Regions from separate parts of the Homo sapiens genome. Here region 2 is linked to region 1. A link is an interaction called in ENCODE POLR2A ChIA-PET data of the cell type or tissue named here. Cell type or tissue: K562. All regions are shown on one strand. Each heading gives the region's core, and the rest is flanking DNA. Links, peaks and the distances in the headings are about the cores only. Region 1 overlaps DEPDC5 (DEP domain containing 5, GATOR1 subcomplex subunit). Region 2 holds the start of LOC105372998 (a long non-coding RNA gene).

Evidence for each region. Peaks named below come from ENCODE experiments on the same cell type or tissue, not always from the same donor. Only the 100,000 strongest peaks of a DNase experiment are listed, where the experiment ranks them.
Region 2: POLR2A ChIA-PET joins it to region 1 with 5 read pairs; 3 of 35 experiments call an interaction of 5 or more read pairs at or near these places.

The regions. Positions count from the first base shown.
Region 1 is chr22:31,770,140-31,778,469 of GRCh38, reverse strand. It overlaps DEPDC5 (DEP domain containing 5, GATOR1 subcomplex subunit), which reads right to left. Exons shown (of 43, transcript NM_001242896.3): 8 at 302-371. Among named protein-coding and RNA genes, the nearest start is that of DEPDC5, 20 kb to the right of the region's middle. In K562, for the core only: no CTCF peak of the experiment used is centred there; a DNase peak (open chromatin) is centred at 3,369.
Region 2 is chr22:31,925,883-31,934,212 of GRCh38, reverse strand. YWHAH-AS1 (YWHAH antisense RNA 1) reads left to right here. Exons shown (of 3, transcript NR_171018.1): 3 at 1-690. It overlaps LOC105372998 (a long non-coding RNA gene), which reads left to right and starts at 4,120. Exons shown (of 3, transcript XR_001755494.2): 1 at 4,120-6,050; 2 at 6,903-7,114; 3 at 7,662-8,330. It overlaps LOC124905102 (a long non-coding RNA gene), which reads right to left and starts at 6,939. Exons shown (of 2, transcript XR_007068064.1): 1 at 6,851-6,939; 2 at 6,629-6,763. RefSeq lists a silencer at 6,903-7,103. In K562, for the core only: no CTCF peak of the experiment used is centred there; a DNase peak (open chromatin) is centred at 7,002.

The DNA of each region.
Region 1 (8,330 bases), core at 83-8,082:
TTGCCCAGGCTGGAGTGCAGTGATGCAATCATGACCCACTGCAGCTTCGAACTCCTAGGATCCCGGTAATTCTTCCACCTCAGCTTCCTGAATAGCTGGGACCAGAGGTACCCATCACCATGCCTGGCTAATTTTTGTACAGGTGGGTCTCTCCATGTTGCCCAGGCTTGTCTTGAACTCCTGGGATAAAGCAATCTGCCCACCTTGGTGTCCTGCCCCGCCCTTGTTTTATTTTTGATTTTAGGACTTAGCCATAATAGTATGGAGAGATAAAACCAAAAAAGCATTTTATAAATCTTACCCTGGTATCTTCACTGATGTAGCCACACATGACCTTCTCATTCTTAACCCACAGTTCACCAGCCTGTGCTCTGAAAGAATACACACACAAGTTATTACAAGTCTTACATGAAACCAATACATGCCTGGTGCAATAGCTCACGCCTGTAATCCCAGCACTTTGGGAAGCCAAGGCGGGCGAATTACCTGAGGTCAGGACTTCGAGACCAGCCTGGACAACATGGTGAAACCCCATCTATACTAAAAATCCAAAATTTAGCCGGGCATGGTGACACATGCCTGTAGTCCCAGCTACTCAGGAGGCTAAGGCAGGAGAACTGCTTGAAGTCACGAGGCAGAGGTTGTAGTGAGCCAACATCATGCCACTGCACTCCATCCTAGGCAACAGAGTGAGATTCCGTCTCAAAAAATAAAAATAAAACAAACCAAAAAGAAATAGGGGCAACTTCAGGTGGCTCTGCTACTTATACTCAAATGACCTAACTGGTTACAGATTTCCAGAGAACTCCGTGAACAGATTATCCAATATAAAGAACTCTCATACTATACTGAATATGAACAGGGGCTCTTAATCTGGGAGTCCACATATAGGTCTAAAGAAGGGCTTCTTGGCCAGGCATGGTGGCTCACGCCTGTAATCCCAGCACTTTGGGAGGCCACGGAGGGCAGATCACGAGGTCAGGAGTTCGAGATCAGCCTGACCAACATGGTGAAATGATGTCTCTACTAAAAAAAAAAAAAATTAGCTGGGCGTGGTGGCATGCGCCTGTAATCTCAGCTACTCAGGACGCTGAGGCAGGAGAATCACTTGAACCCAGGAGGTGGAAGTTGCAGTGAGCTGAGATCGTGCCACTGCACTCCAGCCTGGGCGACAGAGCGAGACTGTCTCAAAAAAAAAAAAAAAACTTAGGGCCAGGTGCAGTGGTTCATGCCTATAATCCCAACACGTTGAGAGGCTGAGGCGGGTGAATCACCTGAGGTCAGGAGTTCGAGACCACCCTGGCCAACACAGCGAAACCCCATCCCTACTAAAAATACAAAAATTAGCTGGGCATGGTGGCACCTATAGACCCAGCTACTTAGGGAGGCTTAGGCAGGAGAACCGTTTGAACCCAGGAGGCGGAGGTTTCAGTGAGCCGAGATCGCACCACTGCACTCCAGCCTGGGCAACAGAGCGAGACTCTGTCTCAAAAAAAAAAATAATAATAATTAACTAATAGCAACTTGGTATTACATTTTTGGGAATGATGTTTTTTCCTCCATGCATTTTTGAGGGCAAGAAGTAGATAGTACGAGAATGGGTGCAGTGGCTCATGCCTGTAATCCCAGCACTTTGGGAGGCCAAGGCAGGTGGATCACCTGAGGTCAGGAGTTCAAGACCAGCCTGGCCAATATGGTGAAACCCCCTCTCTACTAAAAATACAAAAAATTAAATGGGCATGGTGGTGGGTACCTATAATCTCAGCTTCTCAGGAAGCTGAGGCAGAATCACTTGAACCCCGGAGGCAGAGATTGCAGTAAGCCAAGATCGTGTTATTGCACTCCAGCCTGGGCAACAAGAGCACAACTCAGCCTCAAAAAAAAAAAAAAAAAAAAAGTGAATAGTACAGTAGAAAAAGTAAAGCATGGCTTTCAGACTTGACTGGCCTGAAGAGAAACTGGTCTAGGCAAGAATCCCAGCTGAGTGACACTTACTACGTGAATGGCCATAGTAAATTCATGAGGTTCAGTGGCATTATCTTTAAAAATGAGACAATGGGCCGGGCACGGTGACTCACACCTATAATCACAACACTTTGGAAGGCCAAGGTTGGCAGATTGCTTGAGCCCAGGAGCTTGAGACCAGCCTAGGTAGCATAGTGAGACCCTGTCGCTATAAAAAATACAAAAAATTAGGCAGGTATGGTGGCACATGCTGTAGTCCCAGCTACCTAGGAGGCTGAGGTAGGAGGATCGCTTGGGCCTCACAGGTCAAGGCTGTAGTGAGCTGTGATCGCACCACTGCACTCCAGTCTGGGCAACAGAGTGAGACTATTGCAAAAAACAAAACAAAAAAACAAACAAAACAAAAGAGACAATGAAGCCTACGCCTTACAGAGCTGCTTTCACTTTTTTTTTTTTTTTTTTTTGAGATGTAGTCTCGCTCTGTCGCCCAGTCTGGAGTGCAGTGGTGCGATCTCAGCTCACTGCAACCTCTGACTCCCTGGTTCAAGCGATTCTCCTGCCTCAGCCTCCCGAGTAGCTGGGATTACAGGCACGTGCCACCATGCCCAGCTAATTTTTTATATTTTTAGTAGAGATGAGGTTTCACCATGTTGGCCAGGCTGGTCTCGAACTCCTGACCTTGTGATCCGCCCGCCTTGGCCTCCCAAACTGCTGGGTTTACAGGTGTGAGCCACTGTGCCCAGCCTTCTACAGAGCTGTTTTCAAATTAAACCAGATAATGTGGGGAAACTGTTCAGGACAGTGTGAGGATAGGGCGTGCTCAATTAGTTTACTAGCAAGAACTAGAACTACAGCAGGTATTAACACAAAATGCTATCCTGGAGAGAAAGTGGTAGCTATTAGCTGAGCACCGTGTAATCAATCATCCCTCAACCAACCACCTCAAGCCCTTATCTTCTACCAATTTCACTCTTTCTCCCAACCTGCCTCACCTAAGCAATCAGTCCTCATAAAAAAGGAAGACAAAGGCCAGGTGCAGTGGCTCACATCTGTAATCCCAACACTTTGGGAGGCCGAGGTGGGTGGATCATGAAGTCAGGAGTTTGACACCAGCCTGGCCAACATGGTGAAACCCTGTCTTTACTAAAAACACAAAAATTAGCCAGGCGTGGTGGCAGGTGCCTGTAATCCCAGCTACTCGGGAGGCTGAGGCAGGAGAATTGCTTGAACCTGGGAGGCAGAGGTTGCAATGAGCTCAGATCGCACCATTGCACTCCAGCCTGGGCAACAAGAGTAAAACTCTGTCTCAAAAAAAAAAAAGGAAGGAAGACAAAATCAGATAAAAGCCAGGAAAATGCTGTGTACCATGAGTCATAGTTCAGGCTACCTAGGAAATGCTGGACAATCAATCAATCCCTCTGGGTCTACCCCATGCCAAAATGAAGAAGGCTGGACCAGGCCCATGGCTTATACCAAGTGGGATGCTTTTTCATACTCCTTTGCCCAGTTACGTCTGTGAATGAACAAGTGTCACAAGCCTGACCTCAGAAGAGACTTGTATTTCTTTAATATTGTAATAAGGAGGTCAGGCACGGTGGCTCATGCCTGTAATCCTAGCACCTTGGGAGGCCGAGGTGGGTGGATCACGAGGTCAAGAGATCGAGACCATCCTGGCCAACGTGGTAAAACCCCGTATCTACTATCTTGCTATGTTGCCCAGGGTGGCCTCAAATTCTTGGGCTTGAGCGATTCTCCCACCTCAGACTCCCAAGTAGGTGAAACTACAGGCACAAGCAGCCACACCCAGCTAATTTTTTTGTATTTTCAGTAAAGACGGGGTTTCACCATGTTGTCTAGGCTGGTCTTGAACTCCCAGACTCAAGCAATCTGCCCACTTAAGCCTCTCAAAGTGCTGGGATTACAGGCATGAGCCACCGCACCCAGCCAGCTCTGCTTATAATCGTCAGAACCCCACATTCACAGGACCTCTAAAACAAGCTTGGTGTGGCTGGAGGTGGTGGCTCACGCCTGTAATCCCATCACTTTGGGAGGCCGAGGCAGGCAGATTACCTGAGGTCGGGAGTTCAAGACCAGCCTGAAAAACATGGTGAAACCCCATCTCTACTAAAAACACAAAATTAGCCAGGCATGGTGGCGGGTGCCTGTGATCCCAGCTACTTGAGAGGCTGAGGCAGGAGAATTGCTTGAGCCTGGGAGGCAGAGGTTGCAGAGCCAAGATCACGCCACTGCACTGCAGCCTAGGTGACAGAGTGAGACTCGTCTCAAAAAAAAAAAAAAAAGTTACAATGTGATCCAACAGGCTAGGGTTTAAGGTCATTATTTTTTAAAAGCAAAATGTTAGTCAACAGGAGACAAGATTTTGCTACTATATATATATTTTTTGTTGTTGTTGTTGTTTTGTTTTGTTTTTTTGAGACAGGGTTTCGTTCTTGTTGCCCAGGGTGGAGTGCAATGGCACGATCTCGGCTCACCACAACCTCTGCCTCCCAGGTTCAAGCAATTCTCCTGCCTCAGCCTCCCGAGTAGCTGGGATTACAGGAGCCTGCCATCATGCTCAGCTAATTTTGTATTTTTAGTAGAGACAGGGTTTCACCATGTTCGCCAGGCTGGTCATGAACCCCTGACCTCAGGTAATCCACCCACCTTGGCCTCCCAAAGTGCTGGGATTATAGGCGTGAGCCACCACACCCGGCTCATGTGTTCTTAACTATGTAACTATTACCAGATTGAAAGTTAAATTGCAGGGAAATTATTTGACCATTTGTAATGACTTTAACTATACAAATGACTATACTTTATTTTTCTCACAGGAGGCCCACAGCATCTTTTTTCTCAGGCATTCACGAAGTCAGCAAAAGAAAGTAACCTTTGATCCAGTGTAGAAATACTGTAAGTCTTCTGGAGAAAAGATAGAAGACTGTAGTTTACATTTAACCAAGCCTGAGCAAAATATCAGGACAGATCTTTAAAAGTCTAAAAGAGGCCAGCTGCGGTGGCTCATACCTGTAATCCCAGCACTCTAGGGGGCTGAGCCAAGAGGATCGTTTGAGCCCAGGAGTTGGAAACCAGCCTGAGGAACATAGTGAGACCCTGTCTCTACCATAATGAAACAAAAACAAAAACAAAAAAAGAGCCAGGCATGCTGGCACGCACTTGTAGTCCTAGCTACTCAGGAGGCTGAGGTGGGAGTATTGCTTGGGCCTAGGAGGTTGAGGCTGTAGTGAGGCATGATGGCACAACTGCATTCCAGCCTGGGCGATAGAGGAAGCCCATCTCAGAAATAAATATATAAAAATAAAGTTAAAAAGTGACAATCTGTCAGGGTTTTCTTTTCTCCATCTAGAACTGTGTGTATGAGGGTATTTACATAGAGAAACAAAGAACTTAAAAAAGAAAGAGATCAGCCAGGCGTGGTGACTTACATCTGTAATCTCATCACTTTTGGAGGCCAACGTGTGCAGATCACTTGAGGCCAGGAGTTCGACACCAGCCTGGCCAACATGGCAAGACCCCGTGTCTACTAAAAAAACAAAAATTAGCTGGGCATAGTGGTGCATTCCTGTAGTCCCAGCTATTCAGGAGGCTGAGGTAGGAGAATCACTTGAAACCAGGAGGCAGAGGTTGCAGTGGGGAGATATCATGCTACTACACTCCAGCCTAGGCAACAGAGAAAGACTCTGTCTCAGAAATAATATATATAATATATATATAATTTAAAAATAAAAGAGGAAGCAATAGAAAAAAAAATGAGAGAGATCTGAATAGGTTTCCAAACCGAGGCTGGCAAACTACATACAGCCTTCAAGCCAATTCTCGCCTATCTCCTGTTTTCATATGGCCCATAGCTAAGAATGGCTGTTACATTTTTAAATGGTCGAAACACACAGAATATGCAATAGACCTGAGATCTATTGCTACTCACAAAGTCTAAAATATTTATTAACTGGTCCTTGACAGAAGAATATTCTAAACCAACTACTCCATTTTGCAGATGTGAAGACTAAGGGTTTACCGAAGTTACCCAACATCACTCGAACCACTAATCACAGTGATGGCTAAACACTGGCTCTGCAGATACAGATCCAGGCTTCCTGACCCTGGATACCCATCCAGTAGAGATCTGCTGATACTGGAGGCATAAACCTTGGTTACATTTTTTGTGCTGCTTGAGATTTAGTCACTTCTTGGGTTGTGCTTTAGTTGCTTGGATGTTTTAAAGAACACTGACCCGCTAACAAATTTTTGTTTGTTTTCAAAGATGGGATCTCACTCTGTTGCCCAGGCTGGAGTACAATAATGCAATAATAGCTCACTGCAGCATCGACCTGTGCTTCAGTGCTCCTCCAACCTGTTTCCCAAGTACCTCAAACTAGAGGAGCCCTGACACCAACCCCCGTTCTTTTTTTTATTGTTATTTTAGCCAGAGTCTGACTCTGTCACCCAGGCTAGAAGGCAGCAGAATGATCAAGGCTCACTACAGCCTTGAACCTCCCTGGATTTAGGTGATCCTTCCACCTCAGCCTCCCAAGTAACTGGGACTACAAGCGCCACCATGACCAGCTAATTTTTGTATTTTTTTGTAGGGATGGGGTTTCAGCATATTGCCAGGTTGGTCTTGAACTCCCAGGCTCAAGCAAACTACCCACCTCAGCCTTCCAAAGTGCTGGGATTAGAGGCATGAGCCACTGCACCTAGTCCTAACTGTGTGTGTGTGTGTGTGTGTGTGTGTGTGTGTGTGTGTGTGTGTGTGTGTGTGTGTGTGTGTGTGACGGAGTCTTGCTCTGTCACCAGGCTAGAGTGCAGTGGTGTGATCTCGGCTCACTGCAACCTCTGACTCCCTGGTTCAAGCGATTCTCCTGCCTCAGCCTCCCGAGTAGCTGGGACTACAGGCACAGGCCACCACACCCAGCTGATTTTTGTATTTTTAGTAGAGATGGGGTTTCACCATGTTACCCAGGATGGTCTCGATCTCCTGATCTCGTGATCTGCCTGCCTCAGTCTCCCAAAGTGCTGGGATTACAGGTGTGAGCCAACCAGCAATTTTTTAAAAATTACTATTTCTGTAGAGATGAGGTCTTACTATGTTGTCCAGGCTGGTTTGAACTCCTGGCCTCAAGTGATCCTCACGCCATAGCCATTTTACCTGGCTCCCCACAACAAGTTTCAAAATACCCTTTTTGGGAGAAAAAATGAAGCCTCTATCCTTTCTTTCTTTTTAGGATCAGTATTTCATTCTGGTCAAATAGACCTAGTTGATGATGAAAAATTATTTACAGAAGGATTCTGGCTAATAAATGTAGAAGGGATGACTTAATTAAAAAATCACCAAAAAAAGGAAAGAAAATCACCATCTTACAACAATCCTCAATGGATGAAACCATTAGGTGAAAAGTTGATGGGGGCCGCGTGCGGTGGCTCAACGCCTATAATCCCAGTGCTTTGGGAGGCTGAGGAGGCGGGATCACCTGAGATCAGGAGTTTGAGACCAGCCTGGCCAACATGGTGAAACCCCATCTCCACTGAAAATACAAAAATTAGCCGGGCATGGTGGCACGTGCCTGTAGTTCAGGAGGCCCAGGCAGAATAATTGCTTGAACCTGGGAGGCAGAGGTTGCAGTGAGACAAGATCACACCACTGCACTCCAGCCTGGGCGACAGAGTGAGACTTTGTCTCAAAAAAAAAAAAAAAAAAGAAAAGTAGATGGGGATCTTTATAACGAGGGACTACACTGCACCCTGTGACCCCACTGAACAAGCTTAGGATCACCACAAGTCAGTTAACAAGACAAATATGCCGGGTGAGGTAGCTCACACCTGTAATCCCAGCACTTTGGGAGTCGAAGGTGGGCAGATCACGAGGTCAGGAGTTCGAGACCAGCCTGACCAACATGGTGAAACTCCGTCTCTACTAAAAATACAAAAAAAAAAAAAAAAAATTAGCTACGTGTGGTGGTGGGTAACTGTAATTCCAGCAACTCACGAGGCTGAGGCAGGATAATTGCTTGAAATCAGGAGGTAGAGGCTGCAGTCAGCCAAGGTCCCACCACTGCACTCCAGCCTGGGTGACAGAGCAAGACTCTGTCTCAGAAAAAAAAAAACAAAAAAACAAGACATAAATATGATTGTGTGTACACAGTAAATTTCAGGAAAGAAACAAGTTGTTTCTGGGGAGAGGAATGTATATTTCATGAGATACCTTTCTGAATTATTTGAATGCTTAATTATGTGCATGTTGTACTTTTTTTTTTTTTGAGACAGTCTCACTCTGTCACCCAGGCTGCAGTGCAGTGGCATGATAATGTCTCACTGCAGCCCCAACCTCCCAGGGCTCAGGCGATCCTCCC
Region 2 (8,330 bases), core at 181-8,180, 160 kb before region 1:
GATGCCACCAGGCCCTGAGGGAGCCAGGAAGATCAGAGGAAAGCTTTTGGATTCCTGCCACACCTTACATTAGCAACATCTTCTCCGAGTCCTGACAGCCAGCCTCCTGGGACACCATTCAAGCCAGCTGAATTCCGGTCACCGCTTCACCTTGGAAAGGCATCCGCAGCCCTCACCAAGCGGCCCCGTAATTGACGTCACAGCGGGGCCAGGAGCTGCCCTGTTAATATTTAATGTGGCCTTCACTGCGCAAAATGCAGCCTCTAAGAGCTGGAGGGGCCGTGCAGAGTCTCCATGGGGTTGTGAGGAGGGCACAGAAGGGAAAGGGCTTTATAAACCATAAAGCGCCCAACAGATGAGCATTCTGCCGACCCATTTCAGTCCCTGGCTTAACTCAGAAAGAGCCGGGGCTGCACATGCCTGCAGTGGGACAAGAAGACTGCTGACCAAGCCCGAACACTAAATCAATGGGGGATTAGGGGCTCCTGGGTACATTCCATTGAGACAGCGGGAGAGCAGAGCACTGGTGCCAGCCCAACCTGGACTCCACTCCAGGTTTGCCCCCTGCACAGCTGTGTGACTGGGTCAGCAAGTGCACTGCTGAGCCTCAGTCCCCCTTATCTGTGAAATGGGAATGATGCTTTCCTTGTAGCACTGCTGTGAAGATTCAATGAAACGAGTGATGCCGAAGACCTAGCTTCACCCATCGCAGGCTGTCAACACAGGCTGAGACCCTTCTCCAAAACCAGGCCTGGGACCTGAGGTTGGAGAGAGGAGACACGGGGTCCCTTCAGGCATTCACTGGGCAGAGTGATGGTGGGAGGGAAGAAGGAGCAAGGAGGCACAGGAAGGATGACCTGGGAGCCAAGCATCTCAGGTTTGGACTTTTCACCCTGGTGGGCCCACGCCAGGAGAGGTATCAGAGAGAGGATGGGTGGAGGGCCCCAGGATGGCAGAAGCAGAAGGGCCCTCATGGACAATCTCTCTGATCATCTGACCCCTTTGTTTGGCAGATGAGCATCTGGGAGGGAGTAAACCATGCCAGGGGCTCACATGGCACAGCTGGGGTCTGACTGGCCTGCAGCCCTCTGGGGCTTCATCAGCTAGGGTTTATCCAAGGCCACATGCCTAGTCCGGGAGGCAGATGTGTTGGAAGACATGATGCAATGGCCCCATTCCTGGTGGTGACCTCCACTTCTTTGGCCAGGACAATAGGAGGAACCTCATCCCCCGCCCCTTCCTGGTCTCCCTCCAGTCTATTTTCCCACGAATCCTGGGAGCTTCCCAAAACGTAAATCTGACCTTGTCCTCGCCCTGCTTAAAACCTTTCCATGATCCCACACTTAAGGTCTCCAGAGAAAATACAGGAGGCTCAGTTAAAACTGAATTTCAAGCTGGGTATGGTGGCACACACCCGTAGTGCTACTCAACAGGCTGAGGCAGGAAGATTGCTTGAGGCCAGGAGTTTGAGGCCAGCCTGGGCAACATAATGTGACCCTGTCTTAAAAACAAAACAAAACAAAAAGAAAAACAAAAAAACCCCTGAATTTCAGACAAACAATGAATAATATTTTAGTATAGGAATGTCCCAGAAATTGCATACACATACTACAGAAATTATTTGTTGTTCATATGAAATCCAAATTTAACAGGACAACCTGTATTTTAATTTGCTAAATCTGGTGTTCCTACATACATTGCCCTCAGGAAAAAGGACAAAGCCTTTTTTTTCTTCCTTTCTCTTTGAGACGGAGTCTCAAAAGCCTGTCGCCCAGGCTGGAGTGCAGTGACACCATCTCAGCTCACTGCAAGCTCTGCCTCCCAGGTTTAAGCGTTTCTCCTGCCTCAGCCTCTTGAGTAGCTGAGACTACAGGCATGCACCACCATGCCCAACTAATGTTTGTATTTATAGTGGAGACAGAATTTCACCATGTTAGCCAGGCTGGTCTCGAACTCCTGGCCTCAAGTGATCTGCTTGCCTTGGCCTCCCAAAGTGCTGGGATTACAGGTGTGAGCCACCGCGCCTGGCCAGGAAAAAGGACGAAGTCTTTAGTTAGCCCATGAGACCAGTTTGGCCCTGAGCTCATCCCTCCACTCTCTTCCACATGGACCCTCTGCTTTAGACACAGCTCATTGCCTTTACTTGAGAAACTCAAGCCCTCCCTCCCCTCTGTCCTTTGCAGATGTCCTTTCATTGGAACCCTCTTGGTATCATCTCCTCCTCCCAGTGCCCCACTGTGCTTGACCTGACTCATCCTCAGGCCTCTGAAGCATCATCACTTCAAGACCTGTGTTGTGTCTCCTCTGGATCCTCACAGTGCCTCTGTCTGTCCCGTTCACGTGGCGTATGTAGGGGTTCAGCAAACATTTGTTGCACTGAATTACTAAATTCCACAGCCGCTTATACTTTTCCTATCAACAGTTTCCCCTCCTTCAGCCAAATCCTATGTGCCCCTCAAAGCCCTGTTGGAACCCCATCTCCTCCAGGCCTTCCCTGAGCCCCACAGTCCTCCCAGCTCTTTTCTTCTGAGATGCATCTGGTATGTCTCAGTCACATCCGGGGCAGCAAGCAATCTTTTTATCCCATAAGCTTGGCAAGATCAGCAACCCTCAGACTCCCCAGCTATGACCTGTGGTGCTGAGCACTGTGCCTTCCTGCCAGACAGTGCTCAACAAACGCTGGTGAGCTTGGGGGAAGCCAAGCTGAGCTCCTGTGTTGGCCTCTCCTCCCTGCCACTGGCCAATAACCAAAATCCTAACCCAGCCTTGAAGCAAAGCATCTTACATCCTGTATTCCTATAAGGAGCCAGGGAGACATCCTTAGTTCCCACTTTACAGGACAGGAAACTAAGGGAGTAGAGGAACCCATTTGTATTAGCCAGGGTTCTCTAGAGGGACATAATTAATGGCATATATATATATATGTGTATATGTGTATATATATGTATATATATGGGTGTATGTATATATATGTGTGTATATATATATATAAAGGGGAGTTTATTACATATTAACTCACACGATCACAAGGTCCCACAATAGGCCGTCTGCAGGCTGAGGAGCAAGAAGAGCCAGTCCCAGTTTCAAAACTGAGGAACTTGGAGTCCGATGTTCGAGGGCAGGAAGCATCCAGCACATGAGAAAGATGTAGGCTGGGAGGCTAGACCAGTCTCTCTTTTACATTTTTTCTGCCTGTTTACATTCTAGCAGCACTGGCAGCTGATTAGATGGTGCCCACCCAGGTTAAAGGTGGGTCTGCCTTTCCCAGCCCACTGAGTCAAATGTTAATATCCTTTAGCAACACTCTCACAGACACACCCAGGATCAATACTTTGTATTCTTCAGTCCAATCAAGTTGACACTCAGTATCAACCATCACACCATTGTTCAAGGCTCAGGTCTCTGGATGCCATCCTAACCCAGGGTCTTTGCAGGTGCTTTTCCTCTGCCCGGAACACTCTTCCCAGAGATCTCGACATGGATGATGTCGCAGATTAAAGATGGCCACATAGGCCAGGCATGGTGGCTGACACCTGTAATCCCAGCACTTTGGGAGGCCAAGGCAGGAAGACAGCCCCAGGCATAAGTTCAAGACCAGTCTGGGCATCATAGTGAGACCCCCATTGCTACAAAAAATAAGAAAAAAATAGCCAGGCAGGGTGGCACACTCCTGTAGTCCCAGCTACTCAGGAGGCTCAGGTGGGAGGATCGCTTGAGATGAGGAGTTTGAGGATGCAGTGAACTATGATTGTGTTGCTATAGTCCTGCCTGGGCAACAGGGCAAGATAGCGTCTTGCTGGTGTTGTGGTGCATGCCTACTCAGGAGGCCAAGGCAGGAGGATTGTTTGAGCCTGGGAGCTTGAGGATGCAGTGAGCTATGATCGTGCCAGTGTACTCCAGCGTGGGCAATGGAGTGAGACCCTGTCTCAAAAAATTAAAAAAAAAAGATTTCATACTAATCACAACTTTGGTACACCTCGAAATCATTTTTGTTACTCTCTGCAATATGGATCATGTCTCTTTTTATATAAAATATAATATGTATACATTTATAAATTTATAAAATACAAAGATGGAGTTTCACCATGTTGGCCAGGCTGGTCTTGAACTCCTGGCCTCAAATGATCTGCCCACCCTGGCCTCCCAAAGTTCTGGGATTACAGGTGTGAGCCTCCACGCCCGGCTGATCATGTCTCATAAATAAGGCCACAAATACTTTGCTGCTCCCCTCACATCAAGAAGTGGCATCCCTTTCCTTGCCCTTTGGATCTGGGCTGGGCTTGTGACTTGCTCTGACAACAGAATGTGGCAGAAGTGACCCTTTATGAGTTCAGGAGCTTAGGCCGCAAGAGATCTTGCAAGCTTGTGCCTTCCCCCTCTTGGAATGCTGCTCCTAGACCACCACATAAGGCAGCTGGTCTACCAGCGGGAGGATGGGAGGCCACGTGATAGGGATCTGAGACACCCCAGCCAACAGCCAGCACCAACCACCAGATGTGTGTGAGAGGCCTTCTTGGACCTTCCAGCTCAGCTGTGACTCCAGCTGAATGCAGCTGCATGTGTGACCAGGAGAAACGGGCAGAGGAACCACTCAGGCCAGCCAGACTCATAAAAAATAACAAATGGTTGTTGTAAGCCACTAGGTTTGGGGGTTTGTTAGGTGGCTATAGATAACCAAGACAACTGCCTCCTCCTCATTCAGGTGCCTGCTCCCTTCCCCTTCAGTCCCTTCCCTCCCCCCTCAAACCCCCACCAATTGCTGTTTATGCCGTTATCCTGTTTCATCCTGTCCAAGGCATTTATCACTGTCTGAAACCATGATGTATTCACTTATGGACCTGCAGTGCATTTCCGCCACGAGGCTGCAGTTTCCATGAGGGCAGGGGCCAGAATGGTTTGTTCCCTACCATCTCCCTTGAGCCTGTGTGTGTGGTGTCTGGCACAGAGAAGCTGTGTAATTGTTGATGGAGAGATTGTGTGCCTGCCCCTTGCTGCTGTGGTGCTTGGGGGAGCAGCGTGGCAGGTGGGAACTCCTGCCTGGTTGTGTCTTCCAAAACCGGTGCCCTTGGGAGGGCAGGAGGGCAGGCCAGGTGTCTGGGCTGTGTTTCAGGGGCAAGAGCTTCAGGGAGCCCAAGTTGAGTAGGAAGAAAAGGAAACTGCCAAAATGTTCATTTTCAGCAGGGGCTTAGATTCAGGCCAAGGAAGTTACTGGGGCTTCTCTCCACCAGGTCAGCTGCAAATTACCAGCAGCCCAGCCACGCCCTTCTGTAAGATCACCAAGCTGAGAAACTGGGCAATGGGAGAGAGTGTTGGGGACACTGAGTCACTTCCCAGGGGCCAACTATTTCCAAGTCCCTCAGAGTCCTCAGAGTCTGCTTTTTCCAGTGCCAAGGAATTGGTCCAGTAGCCACAGCTTCAGTTGAGGAAAAAATGCATACCCAAGAGAAAAAGAATCAGCTCCAGGGTGCCTTTTTCTTTTCTTTTCTTTTTTTTTTTTTTTTTGAGACGGAGTCTCATTCTGTCACCCAAGCTTGAGTGCAGTGGCGTGATCTCAGCTTACTGCAACCTCCGCCTCCCGGGTTCAAGGGATTCTCCTGCCTCAGCCTCCTGAGTAACTGGGATTACAGGCATGCACCACCACTCCTGGCTAATTTTTGTATTTTTAGTAGAGACAGGATTTCACCATGTTGGTCAGGCTGGTCTCGAACTCCTGACCTTGTGATCCACCCATCTCAGCCTACCAAACTGCTGGGATTACAGGAGTGATTCCAGGTGCCTCTTTTAGCTATCATTCTGCATTCTGTGGGAACAGAGAGAGCATCACCGTAGTTCAAGCCAGGCTCCTTTAGGTTAGGTGGACTTGTGTTGGTATTATGTCTCCATGACTGTGTGACCTTGGGGATGCGGCTTGACCTTCCTGAGCACCAGTTTCTGCATCTATTAGGAGTGGACAGTGAAGACCGAACTCCTAAGGTTGTGATGAGAATTCAATGAGAACATGCATGCCCAGCACAGCTTCAAGCACACAGAAACAGTAAAACCGATTGCAGGTAAGCTTGTGAGTACTTCTTCACCTGTTGGCAAATGGGGGTTGAGGGGAAGAGCAAGGTTTGCAGTTAAAAACAGACCCTTCCTGGAGACCAGGGTCACATTGAGGGGTTGCCTGGCTGAGACTAGGGCTATGGTATGAACCCTTGGTCCACAACGGACTGCCTGATTCTAACTGGCTTCTGTAACAGAGGAGACCACTCAGAGAAGCCCTCAGAGGGCCTCCAACCCTCCTGGAACCCCCCTGGTATAGATAGGTCAGTGGTTTGGAAGGTAGACCTCTGACAAGGATTCAGAAGGCCTGGGTTAAAGGCCCGGCTCTGGCACTAATGTGCTGTGTGTCATGGAACAAATAATTTGCCTTCTCTGGGCTCTAGTGTCCTCATCTATAAAATGGGTCATTAATCTCTGACTTACCGAACTCATAGGGTTGTTGAGATGATGAGATAATTTAGATGAAAGACTGCTTTGAAATGCATTTGCTGTTTGGTGAATAAAAAGGGGATAGATATTAAAACTGAGAGGACCCCTGGATTCTCTAGCAAAGCCCCTCTAAAGCCTTTAAACCAGGCAATATAAATACGAGTTCAAACCCTGGCCTTTATTAGTAACTTGCACGACTTTGGGCGAATGAGTTAAACTCTGGCACTGCTAGTGGTGTGATTTTTCTTCTGAGGGAGACAGGACCCATGGAGCAAGAAAAGGCTGGAAGAAGCTGCAAGATACAGGGTAGACAAGATGAGGAGGAGAAGCCCGCCAGCCTCCAAAACCCCTGGGCAACTGGTGGCGGGGAGGTTCCCACCTGACTGTGAGCTTAGGTGGGGGCTACCTGTTCCCCTTTCCATCCCCCACAGGCAGTTCTCTGGATCTCAGCCCACCCCAGGTAGATGGTGACTCAAGTTGTTCTGCAGAGACTGGTCCCCCTGCCTCTGTTGCCATGGCACTGCAGCACAGCCTGGCCAATCAGGAAGGAGATGAGTATCTGAGTCTCTGTTGCTAAAGCTGGAGCAGGACACCTAGCCAATGGGAAGGGCAGCAGAGTGGAGCCACCATGGAAACCTAAGCAGTGAGGTTCAAACCATGTTTTTTGTCTCTATGTCTCATTTTCAGGGGGTGGGCTGGGTTTTCTGCATTCCTTTTTTTTTTTTTTTTTTTGCAAAGAGCATCTTGCAACCCCAGGAGGATATTCAGGAGTCACGACTGGGTGCATGACAAGAGGCATCTTTAAAGAGTCAGAAAGGACTCCAACTCAGCAGGGCACAGCTTCAGATGAATTATTCCCCCAGATGCTCAGCATCACCTGTGTCTATGATCTTAGCTCATCGCCACAGCTCTACCTAGCCCCACTGTCCTAGGAAATAACTGCAGGCTGCAGAAGAATCCCCACCCCCAAAGTAAGAAAAGGAATGTGGGGTCACCTCCTTATGCCCAATAGCTTTGTGGCTTTGGACAAACTCCTTAACCTCTCTTCCTGTAGGCAAGGTAGTAGAGTAGCATAGAGACATGGGTCAGACACGGGGGCTGCCCCAGTGTAAAATTAGAAGATTGGGAAAATGGGCTCTGTGATTCCTTTCAGATCTCACATTCTAGACTTGATGATTTTTCACCTTCAGGCTCTGGATAAAGTGGATCTACAAGAAATAACTTCCCAAGGAGGAGTCCTGTAAATAGCATGAGTGGACAAATACGACTCAGGCTGCTTTTTGCCATGAAATTGCCAGACAAGGAGGGATGTCTGTTTCAGAGTCCTGGGCCAGGGGAGTGAAATCACACAGTTACCTGCATGCAGAGCCCAGAGTAGAAGACCTAGCTCCCTTTACCCTGCAACATGCAATCTTCTTAAACCAGTCTTCTTATCCTTGGGTGGGCAGTCAGGGAGCTGTGCACGCCCACACCTCCAACACCCTTTATTTTGCAAACATGGGCATAAAAACAACTGCAAGGGAAAATGTGTCCCACCCCTTCCCCACTCCCTTCTGGCTTTCTCTCTGTTGCCTGGCAACAGTTTTATCCAGAAACCTGGGTGTCATCCTAGATAACTCCCTCACCCTTATCCTTCCCACAAAACCCATGGCCCAATCATGTCCATTTTATCTCCTAAATGGCCCTCAAGTCCATCCACTCCTCCCCTCCCCCCATCACCTCCCCAGTCCAAGGTTCCATCATGAATTTCCTGGACATCTACATTGGCTTCCCACAGGCCTCCGGCTTTCACACTTGCTCATCCCATCCCCCGCTTCCATCTTCTGTAACCACAGCCAAAATAATCTCTTAAAAATACA